4 separate regions of the Homo sapiens genome follow, and regions 2, 3 and 4 are each linked to region 1. A link is a contact called in ENCODE Hi-C or POLR2A ChIA-PET data. All regions are on one chromosome and are shown on one strand. Each heading gives the region's core, a stretch centred on a gene start or an enhancer-like site at or near the end of the contact. The rest is flanking DNA. Distances are from core to core; before and after follow the strand shown. Region 1 overlaps STK10 (serine/threonine kinase 10). Region 2 has its middle 31 kb from the start of UBTD2. Region 3 overlaps FBXW11 (F-box and WD repeat domain containing 11). Region 4 overlaps FBXW11 (F-box and WD repeat domain containing 11).

Region 1 (3,595 bases), core at 814-3,313:
TTTCTTGTACCCATCACAGGCACAAAATGTAATTTACCTATCAGAGCCCTGAGGAAAGCCCTGAATTGGATACTTGGGTTTCTCATGAGGTTTATCATCTTTACGAAATCATGCAGTGATGAGTGTGCTTGTTCATGGATCTTTGCGTCTCTTTCTGTAACATACCTTGAAGAGGAATTCTCAGAAGCAGAGTGCTGGGTGTGTGCAGTGAGTTGGGGTTTTGTTCATCCTGCAGCCGGCATGCCCTCCGTGCTGGTCATACCAGTTGACACCCCCCCCAGTGCAGTGTGCAATTCTCTTTTCACCACATCCTGGCCCCTACTGGGTTTTACTTAATAGAGAAAAAACAAAAAAACCCACAAAACCAAAAAACTTTGCTACATATGCATTTCAGTTTTTTAAACCATAGAAACAATACACTCTATCAAAAACATTTTAAAGAACAAAAGTGGGTCGGGCGCGTTGGCTCATGCCTGTAATCCTAGCACTTTGGGAGGCCGAGGCAGGTGGATCACCTGAGGTCGGGATTTTGAGACCAGCCTGACCAACATGATGAAACCCCCCGTCTCTACTAAAAATACAAAATTAGCCGGGCGTGGTGGCGCATGCCTGTAATCCCAGCTGCTTGGGAGGCTGAGGCAGGAGAATTGCTTGAACCCGGAAGGTGGAGGTTGCAGTGAGCCGAGATCGTGCCATTGCACTCCAGCCTGGGCAACAAGAATGAAACTCCATCTGAAAAAAAAAGAATAAAAGTGTGTAAAGTGAAAAATGTAGGGTCCTGGCCGGGTGCAGTGGCTCACACCTGTAATCCCAGCACTTTGGGAGGCCGAGGTGGGCGGATCATGAGGTCAGGAGATCGAGACCATCCTGGCTAACATGGTGAAACCCCGTCTCTACTAAAAAAAAAAAAATTAGCCGGGCATGGTGGCAGGTGCCTGTAGTGCCAGCTACTTGGGAGGCTGAGGCAGGAGAATGGCGTGAACCCAGGAGGTGGAGCTTGCAGTGAGCGAAGATCACACCACTGCACTCCAGCCTGGGTGACATGCGAGACTCTGTCTCAAAAAAAAAAAAAAAAAAAAAAAGTAAGGTCCCTTCTGTGCACTGCCCCCACCAAAATCCCACTTCCAGGGAGATGAACATTAAGTTTGATGTGCAGACTTCCAGACCGGTGTGTGTGTGTGTGTATGCACATGCGTGCAGACATGTACACACAAGATGCATATATTATTCCTTTAAAGATAATCTTCTACTGGAGTACCTGCACTTGGATCATTTCTGGAATCATGCTACACATTTTATAAGACTCATCAGTCAGTCAGCAACATGTTTGGGACATGTATTAATGTATTAGAGATACACTTCCAAGTTAGTCCATACAAATACAGCCTCATTCTTTTTAAGAGCTGCATGTTATTTCATAGCTGGGGTGAACCACAACTTATCTAACCATTCAGCAATGAAGCTCCAGCAACACTTTGGATGATTTCCAATTTTCCATTCTTTTTGGCTGTTGCTTTTATAAGCATCCATATATATTATAGATCTGGTTTTAGAGATGGATTTCTACAAATAGAATTGCTGGCAAACAAGTTTTTAAAACCCAGTTTTATTTTTTACATATATGAGTAAAGGCATTTTAGCAAATTCTGTCTCTTTATTTATTTATGAGCATGCTCATTCGATAAACCTGTTGAGTGCTTCCTGCTCCAGATAACGTGCCAGGGATACAACTGTGGCCACAGCAGAAATGATCTCTTTCTTTATGGAAATTACAGCGGAGAAAGGGAGATTTCCCTTATCTCCGCCGCCCTTGTCTCTAATACATTTTAAAATGGGAGGAGAAGGGGGAGTGTTTTCATCAGAAGAGACTGCATGGTGAAAATCCCTTTTGAATTGCTCAAGGGCAGCCATCAGCTATCAAGGGACACTCCCTTATAAACTCTGCGGAGGGAGCAAACAGGCTCAGTTCTCTGGGCTGCAAGGTGGGGCTGCCCCACTCTCCCATCTGGGCCCCATCGTGTGGGGCAGAAGGGGAAGTAGCAGCTACCCAAAGAGCTGGCTGGTGCGTGCCTGAGGGAGGCCCTGGGGACCTACGGTGTGTCATTGCACGTTGGTGGTTTCTGTTTCTCGTCTCTCTTCTCAGGAAGGGATCGGCAGGGCCTGTGGTCGGGGAGTGGCCACCTTTTGGGATCCTCACCCTGGGCCTGAGAGGCAGTCACTGTTCCCAAAAGGTTTCCTGGGATGGGATGATGTGCCAGCCCTTAGTGGTGTTTGCGAGGGAGCCAGGCCCACAGGGGGGCCTGGCTGACCCAGCAGGAAGGTGGGGCCAGCTTCCCATTCTTACCCTGGAGGCCCAGGGGAGCCGCCTGCCAGAGTCATCAGCAGAGCCAGGCTCTACCTGGGTTTCCTGCTTCTGCACCTCACTTGCAGCACCTGTTGGTCCCACTTCAGGAGGCTGAGGGCCCCCTGTCCCCTCTTGCTGGCCAGACTGTCCCCTGATATAGCAACTGCTGTCCAGTTAGCACTAACCGGGGCTCAGAAGCCAGCTTTCCTGACCACTCCCAGGAGGTGCCGGGGGGTCTTAGTTCAGCCTCAGCCTTGCCCCAGCCTGAAAAAGGCTGGACTGGCTCATGGGCCGGTGAAAGAATCACCATCTTCTCGCTTTTGCCACGAGTGGACCTTGCATCACAGTGCTTTGCGTTTGTCATTTAATCCTCAGGAAAACCTGCGCAATGGTTCTGTGCTATCACCCCCGTGTCACAGATGGGGAAACTGAGGCTCAGAGGCTTTGTAACTGCCCTGCCCGTCTCCTGCCTTATCTGCTTCCACCCCCGGCCCCCTCCTTCCGGCCAGGCTGTGTCCTGTCCCCGCTGGTCCCTCCAGCCTGCTGTTTCCTGCCTCCCAGTCTGTTTGCAGTTTTCTCTGCCTGGAAATACCTCCCCCAGATCCTGAGTTTGTGTCTAAAGTAGCTCCCCACCCTGCACCCCAGCACTGTGTTCTTCTCCCTGCCTTCTCAGCCCTGGGCCCTTCTCGCTGCCAGGCATTCCGGGGGTTTTGCCAGGTGCCTGTCGCCACCACGGGAATAACATGTGGCATGTCAGGCAGGACTTGGTTGCTTTCATCTCTGTGCCTAGAACAGTGTCGGGCACATAATAGATGTGCAGTTAGTGTATGCTGAATAAAACTGTCCTTCCTCCAAAGCCCCCAGCCCTCCCTCCATGACCGTCCCCTCGAGGTCACACCCCCTACTGTGCACTCTTGAGTAGCCCCGGTCCTGTCTTCCCAACACTTTCCATGTTAGGAGTAGATGTTTGTTTATTTGCTTACTCTCTGCTCCCCCAACTAAACTGTGGATTCCCCGAGGGTCCTCATTGTATTCTCTGATCCCGGCTAGTGTCTCGCTCCTGATGGAGCCTGGTGAGCACCTGAATGAATGGGTGAGTGGACAGTGAAGCAGAAGAGCAGAGGCTGGAACCAAGTTCTCCCGTATTCAGGCCCAGCCTCTTGGCATTGTGCTGCCTCCTTGTTTCACGTTGCAAGTCTGAAAGGAGCTCCTGGATACAGCTCATTTCAAGACCAGGCACTGGTGCCCGGG
Region 2 (3,595 bases), core at 341-2,840, 200 kb before region 1:
TGTATTTTTAGTAGAGACGGGGTTTCACCGTGTTATCCAGGATGGTCTCCATCTCCTGACCTCGTGGTCCTCCCGCCTCAGCCTCCCAAAGTGCTGGGATTACAGGCGTGAGCCACCATGCCCGGCCCAATTTTTTTTTTTTTTAACCAGGCTGTTGCCGGGCACCGTGGCTTGTGCCTATAATCCCAACTCTTTGGGAGGCCGAGGTGGGCAGATCACCTGAGGTTGGGAGTTTGAGACCAGCCTGACCAACATGGAGAAACCCCATCTCTACTAAAAATACTAAATCAGCCAGGCATGGTGGCGTATGCCTGTAATCCCAGCTGCTCAGGAGGCTGAGGCTGGAGAATCGCGTGAACTCGGGAGGCGGAGGTTGCGGTGAGCCGAGATGGCGCCATTGCACTCCAGCCTGGGCAACTAAAGCAAAACTCCACCTCAAAATATATATATATAACAAAATAAAGTCAGGCTGTTAAAGGAAAAACTTGAGCTGAATTAAATTTAAGAGAGTTTAATTGAGCAAAAAACAATTCACCAATCAGGCAGCCCCAGAATCACAGTAGATTCAGAGAGACTCCAGGGATGCCTCATGGTCAGAACAAATTTATAGACAAAAAAAGGGAAGCGACATACAGAAATCAGAAGTGAGGTACAGAAACAGCCGGATTGGTTACAGGTTGGCGTTTGCCTTATTTGAACACAGTTTGAACACTCAGCAGTGTATGAGTGGTTGAAGGATGGCCACTGGGATTGGCCAGGACTCAGCTATTGTTACAGGCGCATACTCCTAAGTTAGGTTTTCAATCTTGTCTACTTACTAAGTTAGGTTGCAGTTTGTCCACAAAGACTCAAATAAAGACGTACAGAATCCTTCTCAGGCCATATGTAGTTTGGTTTCACAAGGCCTATTTAGAGATTACAAATTTCACCAAGTCCATTGAACAACTGGGTATTAAGGGCATTGTGGGGGTGTGCAGGGGACCATAAAGATGAGTAAGACTGTCCCTGACCTCAAGGTTCACCTCTAGAAGGGAATATAGACAAAGCAACTCCACTTTACAGTCATGCTGTTACCGGAAAGGGGTCTCGGTCCCCAAGAGAGGGGTCTCGGTCCCCAAGAGAGGGTTCTCGGATCTCACGCAAGAAAGAATTCAGGGAAAGTCCACAGAGTAGAGTGAAAGCAAGTTTATTAGGAAAGTAAAGGAATGAACGAATGGCTACTCTATAGACAGAGCAGCCCTGAGGGCTGCTGTTTGCCCATTTTTATGGCTATTCCCTGATGATATGCTAAACAAGGAGTGGATTATTCATGCCTCCCATTTTTAGACCATATAGGGTAACTCCCTGACATTGCCATGGCATTTGTATACTGTCATGATGCTGATGGGAGTGTAGTAGTGAGGATGACCAGAGATCACTCTCGTGGCCTTCTTGGTTTTGGTGGGTTTTTGCCGGCTTCTTCACTGCAACCTGTTTTATCAGCAAGGTCTTTATGATCTGTGTTTGTGCTGACCTCCTATCTCATCCTGTGACTCAGGATGCCTTAACAGTCTGGGAATGAAGCCCAGCAGGTCTTAGCCTCACTTTACTCAGCTCCTATTCAAGACAGAGTTGTTCTGGTTCACACACCTCTGACAATATCACGATCCGTGTTGCACTTGAGAGATTATGAGCACAGTAGAAGAACAAAGACAGGGAAGATCAATTCTGACCCAGGGTTGTCTGGGAGAGAAGGGAGTGTGGGTGCTTTAACTGTACAATAATTTCCAGACATTTAACAGTGCTCTCTTGCCTGGATTCTGGAAGTCATTCTGAGAATGCCTGTTTTCATTAGATTTTAATCACCCACAGGTCATATATTCCTTTAACGAATGCCTGATGACACCATGCAGAATGAAATGCGCTTTACTGCCTGCTTGGAATGTGTGCAGGCCTGCCTCATGGACCCCTAGAAGTTTCCTTCCAAAAGCAGTCCAGGTATGGTGAGAGGGAGGAATGGGGAGAACAGAAGCCCTATCTCTTACATACCTATACAGGGAGTGTACAACTCAGTTTGGTCCCTGGCCTCCTGTTGTCAGAGGGTGTGTAATTTCAGCTGGGTGGGGCTATGAGGTAAAGATTTCATGTCTGCCACTGCTTGGCTTTTTTTTTTTTTTTTTCTGAGACGGAGTCTCGCTCTGTCGCCCAGGCTGGAGTGCAGTGACGCGATCTCAGCTCACTGCAAGCTCCGCTTCCCAGGTTCACGCCACTGCTTGCTTTTGAAAGGTCTACCCACCCATAGCTCCAATGCATGAAACGCTTCATATAGCTTTGCTGCTTACAGCTCCTCAGTTACTCCTCACTTGCCGGGGATCAAGCCTAAGCCTTTTTTTTTTTTTTTTTTTTTTGAGATGGCATCTCACTCTGTCCCCCAGGCTGGAGTGCAGTAGCGCGATCTTGGTTCACCGCAACCTCTGCCTCCCGGGGTTCAAGCGATTCTCTCGTCTAAGCCTTCCGAGTAAAAGGGATTACAGGCACCTGACACCACACCCAGCTAATTTTTGTATGTTTAATAGAGACAAGGTTTCACCATGTTGGACAGCCTGGTCTCAAACTCCTGACCTCAAGTGATTCGCCTGCCTCAGCCTCCAGTGCTGGGATTACAGGAGTGAGCCACCTCGCCCAGCCCTAAGTCTTTTAATATGGCACACAAGGATGCTTCTTTATGAGTTAACACTGAGTACTTGGGAGACAAAGACAAATAAAACCTTTCCTACCCTCAAGTGAGAGAAACTCAACTGAGACTTACAGGAAATAAAATTTAAAACTACTGACTTACGAAACTGAAAATTCCACGGGGTAGATTCAAGCATTGCTGAATTTGGCTCAGATTATTTCTCAGGGGTTGGATTCTTCCTCTTTCTCAGCTGTATTTTCCTCTATGTTAGTGTCCCGCTTGGGTAGGCTCTCGCCAACTGGAGAGCAGCCCCAATTTTTTCCCTTTTAGGGACTCCAAGCAGCTGCAAGTTTACTTCCTCCAAAATTCATGGGCAGAAGAAAAGGCTCTTCTAAACAATTGGTTGGCAGGGCATGGTGGCTCATACCTGTAATCCCAGCACTTTGGAGGCCAAGGCAGGTGGATCACTTAAGGTCAGGAGTTTAAGGCCAGCCTGGCCAACATGGTGAAACCCTGTCTCTACTAAAAATACAAAAATTAGCTGGGTGTGGTGGCAGGTGCCTGTAATCCCAGCTACTCGGGAGGCTGAGGCAGGAGAATTGCTTGGACCCGAGAAACAGAGGTTGGAGTGAGCCAAGATCGTGCCACTGCACTCCAGTCTAGGCAACAGAGTGAGACTCCGTCTCAAAAAAAAAAAAAAAAAAACAAATTAACAATTTATTGGTTATTTGGGGAGTTGTTTCAGGAGTTTATTGTTTGTTTTTTAAAGTCCTGGATCTGCCTCTTCTTAGCTTAGTTGAATCACATGACCATCCTAGAGCAATCCTGGGTTTGGGATGCACTGATTGGCTTGAGTCTGAGACTTGGGACCACGCTGGAGTGGGGAAGAAGTGGGCTCCACCAGAATCAGATGGACTAAGAGTCATAGATGGGAGGAAC
Region 3 (3,595 bases), core at 375-2,874, 150 kb after region 1:
GCTGTTTTAACAAATCAGGCTCTCCTTTCTGTTTTAATTAAAAAAATTTTTTTCTTAATGGAAAAAAAATTCCATGGGACTCTGCTTGATATCTCTTTCCTGATCATCAGTTTCCTCATCATAAAATGGAATAATACCTATTTTACAGGGTTATTGTGAGAGTTTACTATTTCAGCTGTCTAGCACATAACAGAAGCTTGATAAATGGCAACTACTTTCATTATTTTATTTCATTATTTTATTCAGCACCTTCTGTGGTTGGTACTCTGCAAAGTGTTGAGGCAACAAAATTTGTGTACCTGGAGTTTCAATGATATATTGCCACTGTATTGGCTTTGGAATAAAGGCACACCTTGGAAGTGTGTCATTTTCATTGCTACCAGAAAGCTGCTCAATTTTTTTATTCCATTTGGTTCCTCTGATTTTGTATTCTTTAAATGCCTTTTCTAAGTAATCTCAATATTCCGTGTATCATAGGTGAACTGTAACTAGTAAGTGACAGATACTAGATAGGAACCCAGGTCTCTCTGATTTCAAGCAAAGCTATCTTTGTTTGTATTGCAGTTGGGTGATAATAGAATTTATCCACTAAACCAGAACACTTTTGAGAGTGAAAGTTATGAGGGGACAATAAGTGTCATCCAGGACTATCTCAGGCAAATGAGGGTGTTTGGCTATTCTAATTATAGCTAGAACAAACAAGTTTATGAGCTTGGGTCCAAGACTTCTGGGATGTTTTGGTTGAACCCAAACACTCACCTTTAATTTTTGTTACATGAGTATTGATTTTGCCATAGTAAATTAATTGACTTTATATCTGAATGATTGAACAGTATGGTCTAATGGTTATTAACTTTACAGTATGGTCTAATGGTTATTAAGTAGTAGCCGTAGTACATATGTTCATTTTATATTTTACTTTTTTTCTTAATTCCTTTAAAATCAGCAAGCTTTTAAAAGAGGATCGAAGAGGTAAATTAAATAAGCTTTTTAATTCTTAGTCATGTCAGACGGACTTTGTAAACAAAGTCTAAAATGAAAATCATGACGTTCCAATGTTTTTCCTTTGGGAAGGTGGAGATGTGATGACACTGAAAATCATGCATTTTAAATCACCTCTTTTATTGCCTTTATCTATCAGTCTGTCACCCATCTTTCTTGTTCTTTTTGCCTTATTCTTTAGGTCTCCTGTGATTTTACCTTAGGGAGGTGCAAAACTTTACTCACATGATAAAAGTTGGGGTGATATAAGTTTTCACAATAGCAGCATCATAGTCTTGTGGAAAGAATGTGGGTTTTGGTAGCAGACAAACCAAAGTTTGAAATTCTGGCTCTCCCCTCCTTTGTTGTGTGTCCTTGCGCGAATCACTTAACCTTTGAGCCTCGGTTTCCTTACAATGATATGAGGATTAGAGAACAAATGTAAAGTGCTGGGCAAATAGCACTTTTTGTGGTTTTGTAGGTTCTTAAACAACGATGACAATTATGGTTATGTGACATAGACGAGAAACTGTGGCACTGATGAAATTGTAGTCGACAATCTCACCACTAATCTTGTTTTGCACTCAAACTTTCACAGTTCCCTTTGGTGGGTTTTTGTTTAAACATTCTCTCTGTCCCTCTTGATTCTATTCACTGTACCCTGAGAAATTAGTGGTTGGCAGCAGAAACCTCCTTTCCATAGAACATCAAGTGGGCCCTCCCCCAAGGTTTCAGTGAGCTGTCTGGGACCATCCCTAACCTCCAAACTGCCAAGGGTGCACCCCCTGCCCCAACTAACATTCAAGTTGCCTGTGTGAAGGAGTGATTTGTTGCGGCCTCTAACTGCTTCTTCTCTTCCTTCCTTTTTGTCATCCTGCAGTGTTCTGTGCCAAGGTCTTTGTGGCTAGGCTGCGCCAACCTGGTAGAGAGCATGTGCGCACTGAGTTGCCTGCAGAGCATGCCCAGTGTCAGATGTCTCCAGGTGCCTCTCTTCTTTCTTGTTGTAAATGTGTTTTTACGTATGCCATGAACATTTGTTGAAACTTGCAGTAGTGTGTTTAATCCAATGTTAAGTCTGCTAAATGTTCTGTGTAACCCTCTGCTTTCCTCCAGCCTGGGTGCCCCACATGGAGGAGTTAGTACCAAGAGGGGCCCTTTTGAGCAAACGGGTCTTTGGCTGGGCCCTGTCCTCCCCTTTTCTGCTCCTGCTTTTTACTCTTTTCCCCTCACCTTGAGGTTGTAATTCTCATGTTTAATAGTTGCGCATGTGCCAAAAAAAACTCCTGACATTTTCCATTTGGCTACCTTTAACAGTTCTTTGTTGAGTTGGGAGGGTTTCATAATTAAAGTGGTGATTTTTTTCTATTTTGAAACTCATCCTTTTGGCTTGCTTTCTCTCCCCTCTTCAAAAAAGGAGCGGGGAGGGAATCACTACTGGCATAAAGCCTCAAACTGAAGTTTATAAAGATCATAGCTTTATGCTGCCAATAATTTGTCAGTTTGGGCCACCTCCCAAAGGCCAGATCTGACACCTGTCCTCAGGGTCCACCCAGTTTTCCAGGCCGAGGCCGGCAGAGAATTCCACAGATAAAAGTAAAACTTTTTGGGGGTGGATGGGAAAGGGTTGCTCAGGATAGAACTGTTAGCAGGAGTGCAGCTGGTGACCCTCTCTTGTTGGGGTGGCTTCTAAGAGAGCCAAGGAAGAAAACATTGTAGCTTTATTTCTGAAGCTCTGAGCAAGCATGTGTTTAATTAAATATGGTTTCAGTAGCAATATTCAGTTTTCATCACTGCATATTCCAGACAGTTTGATATATCTTTGAAAAGCCATATTAAATTCCTGGCATCTGGTTGAGACTGTCCTGTTTGAGGAAAACTGCAAAATTAGGCACTGAGTTAGAGGGATATTATTGATGGCATGGGTGACTTTGCTGTTCTCAAGTTTATCTTTCTATTCATGTTTACAATTTTTAAATGGAGCTGGGGAGCCAGGAAGGAGGAAAATGTTCTTCATATTGGAGTCAGGCATTTTATTTACTTATTGGCAAACATTCAGAGTAGCACTGGTGTGGTTATTGATTCAAATTGCTTTCTTTGGGGAACTGTACTGGAACCTCACTAACACAGTTAACTGGAGAGCGAGTTCAATATAAGGCCCAGTTGTCTTTAGATTCTGTATATAAAGGTGGGTTACAAGTCTCACCTTACAAGAACAGGATGCTTCAGTGAGGCTCAGTGTAATGAATATATGTTTACTTTTGGAAAAGCAGCTTCTGTGCATGCGATGTAACTTTTAACAAAAATGTTCTTGGAATGGCAGCCATTATTGCATGTGCTCTCCTTGATGCTGTATAATGGATATTTGCGTTATTATAATAGGTGTATAATAGGTGTATTATAATAGGTGTATTTTTGTCTCTATTTTTCTGGATTAAAAGGAATGTTACAGTTGCTTTTTAGTGGGCTGACCGAGTTTTTTCCAGAACTGGAAATTTAAGAGGGGGAAAAATTGTAGTTGTTAGTGAGGTCTTGAAGTGCGGATTCTTTTTATTGCATTCAGTTAAAAGTAATTGGCCAATGGAAGGCATCATTCAATATATTTTAGTAACAGTAT
Region 4 (3,595 bases), core at 447-2,946, 130 kb after region 1:
TTTTGATGGATAGCAGGTCTTAATACTAATGAAGTCCAATTTTTTATTTCATGGTTACTGTATTTCATGTCCTGTTTGATAAATTTTAAGGTCTTCAAGGTAATTTTATTTATTTCTAGAAGTCTGTAAAAAGTAAAGTAGAGGTTTGTCTTCAAAGACTTTCCTCCCCATCTAGTTAGGAATAAATAGTAACTTCTCTTAAAAGCAAAATTTATTCAAAGACCTGTACCATCATTCTTAAATATCTGCTAGCTGTAATAAAGAAATCAATATACTTTATGTTCTTAGCTCCCACAATTTAGCTTAAGTATTTGCCCTGGCATGCTTATACTGGTCCAAGCAAGCATTAGGTCATAGCCTGTTCCTCTTCCTTATTTGAAGGTGTTTTTACCTTTCTCAGCATTCCACAAGTTACTTCCTTCTTCCTTTGTTCTCCTCTGCCTTTGCCTCTTTTAAAAAGTTCTAAGTTGCTAGCCAATCGGGACAAATACAAAATGTGAGGTCCTGTTCCAGCCAATTGAAACTGGACACGGCAGTAGGGTGGACATGTCAGGTTATAAATGACCCTGTCTCGTTTGTTCAGTGTACTCTCGTGGCTAAGCTGCTGGCGAGTGTACCCTTTCTGCAGAAAATAGAAAAATGGCCTTGCTGAGAAAATTAAATTTATGTTCAAGTGCCATTTCTTTACGGCACCAGGGAACAAGGCTTTCAAACAAGTCTTAGGGTTTTACTATCTCAAAATAATTGTTTTTTATGGTTGCGGTAGGGATCAAAGTTCGTTTTTCCCCCATGTTGTTAACCAGTTAGTCCACCACCATTATTTACACATATATTAAAAAATAATTGCAAAATTATTGAATAGGAACTTACCTTTTTTTACAGAAGCAATTCACATTTATTATAGAAAAAATGAAAATAAATATAATGTAAAATAAGATGGAAAAATGTAATGAAAAACGTAAAGTAAGATGGAAAAAGAACAAAGTTTCCATTATAACTACTATTAATATATGGTATGTATTCTTCCCTTCCTTCATCTATACATATACATGTACATATGTATGTATGTATGTATGTATTATGTATGTATATATTTATTTTTTGAGAGAGGGTCTTTGTTTCCCAGGCTGGAATGCAGTAGCATGATTGTGGCTCATACCTTGACCTCCCAGGCTCAAGTGATCCACCTCAGTTGACTGAGTAGCTGGGACTACAGGCATGCAACACCATGACTGGCTAATTTTTGAAGTTTTGTAGAGACAAAATATAGGGTTTTTGTAGAGACAAAATGGGGTCTCCCTATGTTGCACAGGATGGTCTCTAACTTTTTTTAAGAGCATGAGTATTTCATATAGCCAAAGGTTTTACCCACTGTTCTTAACCTTTATGAACATGATGTGACATGACAGACTATATTCTCTGCATGAAACATGCTTTCTTCATGTTTATGCCATTTTAGGGTTTTAATAAATCAAAAAATCTCAGTTTAATTAAAGATTTAAAGATTTAAGTTACTAGTGACATTGGATGTATTTTTCTAATGTTTGTGGCTATTCGTATTTCTTTTGTGAAGAAAGAGAAGTGTTAAAATTAGCTGTAGTTCTGCTCTGCTGCTTCTAGGTGCATGGGGGAGTGTAGCGGAAGGAAATCACTAGGGTGAGGAACTTCTGATTTTGTCGTGACTGGGGCACTGCTGCTGCCCTTTTGTGATTGAAATGGCCATTTTTGTTAAAAGCCAGCTGTGGAAGTGTTTGCCTCACTCTGCATACTGTCCATGGCAAATGGAAATTGGGTCCCTTCTCTGCGTAGACTCTGGCTCTGGATGCTCTCTGTGAGACACTTTAGGATCAGTTGCTGTTGGCTTCACTGACAGCTTCAAGGACTCTCACTCCTACTACTAGCCTTTGCTGCTTTGAGGTGGGGTTCTGTTGGGAATTCCTTCCCCTTCTCAGGTGGGCTTTTATTTCTTAATATGCACTGAACCCTATTTCTCGTCCAGTTTTTTCCTGTATTATGTTTATAGAAATACCTTGAAAAAACTTATATATGTGGAGGGCACCACTGGACAGGTTTCAAGTGCCAATGTAGTTTGTCTTTTACTTTGATATTCCTTTGATGATTTTGGTTGCATCAGTCAGTAACCCCAACTTTGACACCTCTGTTTTCCTCCTGAGTCTTGTCTATTTTTGCTCTTTTTCACCCTCGCTTTCTGCACTTGAGTCACAGTGATTTTTTTTTCTTTTTCTCTGTTCCTCTGAACCTGCTTGAGGGTTACAACAAGCATTATAATTTGTTCTCATTATTAGGGAGGGGTCACCCTTTCTTCCTTGTCTAGTTAACCTCTGCTTGTCCTTTAGAGTTGAGCTGAAGTGTCAACTCCTTAGGAGCCATGCCTGGGTCCCCTAGGTACCCTTATAGATTAAGTTCCCTTGTCATGCTCTAGCAGCAGTCAGTTCTTTTTTTATTTTTACAGCTGTTAATGTAACTGTAGTTTACAAATTGATATGGTTTGGCTGTATCCCTACCCATATTTCATCTTGAATTCCCATGTGTTGTGGGAGGGACCCCGTGGGAGGTGATTGAATCATGGGAGCAGGTCTTTCCCATGCTGTTCTCGTGATAGTGAATAAGTCTCACGAGATCTGATCTTTCTTAAAAAGGGGAGTTTCCCTGCACAAGCTTCTCTCTCTTTGCTTGCTGCCATTCTACTTAAGATGTGACCTGCTCCTCCTTGCTTTCTGCCATGATTATGAGGCCTCCCCATCCATGTGGAACTGTAAGTCCAGTTAAACTTCTTTCTTTTGTAACTTGCCCAGTCTCAGGTATGTCTTTATTGGCAGCATGAAACGGACTGATACACAAATGTATTGCGTAATCCCCTGCTAGACAATCAGCTCTTATTAGAAAGTAATCTCCATGGGGGCGAGGATCATATCTGTTTTGTCATCTTCAGTTCATGGCATATTCATTCCCAGCATCTGTCTTAGTTTGTTTTGTGCTGCTATAACAAAATACCTGAGACTGGGTAATTTATAAAGAACAGAGATTTCTTTCTCTTCCTCTTTCTTTTTTCTTTTCTTTCTTTCTTTTTTTTTTTTTTTTGAGACATGGTCTTGCTCTGTTGCCCAGGCTGGAGTGCAGTGGTGCAGTCATGGCTCACTACAGCCTCACCTTTCTAGGCAGGGTTCAAGCGATCCACACGTGCCACCATACCCGACTAATTTTTAAATTTTCTGTGAAGGTGGGGTCTCCCTATGTTGCCCAGGCTGGTCTTAAACTCCTGGGCTCAAGTGATCTTCCTGTCTCATCCTCCTAAATTGCTGGGATTACAGGCGTGAGCCACCCTGCCTGGCCAGAGATTTCTTTTTTTTTTTTTGAGTTGGAGTTTTACTCTTGTTGCCCAGGCTGCACCATTTTGGCTCTCTTCAACCTCTGCCTCCTAGGTTCAAGCGACTCTCCTGCCTTAGCCTCCCAGGTAGCTGGGATTACAGACATGCACCACCACACCTGGCTAATTTTGTGTTTTTAGTAGAGATGGGATTTCACTGTGTTGGTCAGGCTAGTCTCAAATTCCTGACCTCAGGTGATCCACCTG

The links. Hi-C counts contacts between places; a loop is a spot of excess contacts on that map. ChIA-PET counts read pairs that join two places held with the same protein, here RNA polymerase II (POLR2A). Pooled maps may share reads with other maps.
Region 2: a loop to region 1 is called in a map of GM12878, with 11 times the contacts of the local background. The contact joins two enhancer-like sites. A Hi-C loop is called at or near these places in 1 of 168 maps with a recorded cell type or tissue (GM12878), 2 of 37 single-sample maps with no recorded cell type and 4 of 50 pooled maps. POLR2A ChIA-PET finds 5 or more read pairs at or near these places in 2 of 52 experiments (WTC11 and activated CD4-positive, alpha-beta T cell).
Region 3: a pooled map shows a loop between it and region 1 (7-fold over the local background). The contact joins two enhancer-like sites. A Hi-C loop is called at or near these places in 2 of 37 single-sample maps with no recorded cell type and 10 of 50 pooled maps. POLR2A ChIA-PET finds 5 or more read pairs at or near these places in 1 of 52 experiments (activated naive CD8-positive, alpha-beta T cell).
Region 4: a pooled map shows a loop between it and region 1 (6-fold over the local background). The contact joins two enhancer-like sites. A Hi-C loop is called at or near these places in 3 of 37 single-sample maps with no recorded cell type and 7 of 50 pooled maps. POLR2A ChIA-PET finds 5 or more read pairs at or near these places in 2 of 52 experiments (GM12878 and activated CD4-positive, alpha-beta T cell).

Annotation. Positions count from the first base shown.
Region 1 is chr5:172,109,904-172,113,498 of GRCh38, reverse strand. All of the region lies in intron 4 of STK10 (serine/threonine kinase 10), which reads left to right. Among named protein-coding and RNA genes, the nearest start is that of STK10, 77 kb to the left of the region's middle. RefSeq lists an enhancer at 1,942-2,411. Within about 2 kb of position 2,063, at least 25 of the 41 ENCODE cell types and tissues checked have a DNase peak (open chromatin) inside an H3K27ac peak, as active enhancers do; they include GM12878, where a contact is called at or near this core.
Region 2 is chr5:172,313,411-172,317,005 of GRCh38, reverse strand. No RefSeq gene overlaps it. Among named protein-coding and RNA genes, the nearest start is that of UBTD2, 31 kb to the right of the region's middle. RefSeq lists enhancers at 1,077-1,166, 1,197-1,286. Within about 2 kb of position 1,590, at least 4 of the 41 ENCODE cell types and tissues checked have a DNase peak (open chromatin) inside an H3K27ac peak, as active enhancers do; they include GM12878, where a contact is called at or near this core.
Region 3 is chr5:171,955,965-171,959,559 of GRCh38, reverse strand. It overlaps FBXW11 (F-box and WD repeat domain containing 11), which reads left to right. Exons shown (of 14, transcript NM_001378974.1): 2 at 1,862-1,963. Among named protein-coding and RNA genes, the nearest start is that of FBXW11, 49 kb to the left of the region's middle. Within about 2 kb of position 1,624, at least 6 of the 41 ENCODE cell types and tissues checked have a DNase peak (open chromatin) inside an H3K27ac peak, as active enhancers do.
Region 4 is chr5:171,976,817-171,980,411 of GRCh38, reverse strand. All of the region lies in intron 1 of FBXW11 (F-box and WD repeat domain containing 11), which reads left to right. Among named protein-coding and RNA genes, the nearest start is that of FBXW11, 28 kb to the left of the region's middle. RefSeq lists an enhancer at 1-8. Within about 2 kb of position 1,696, at least 3 of the 41 ENCODE cell types and tissues checked have a DNase peak (open chromatin) inside an H3K27ac peak, as active enhancers do; they include GM12878, where a contact is called at or near this core.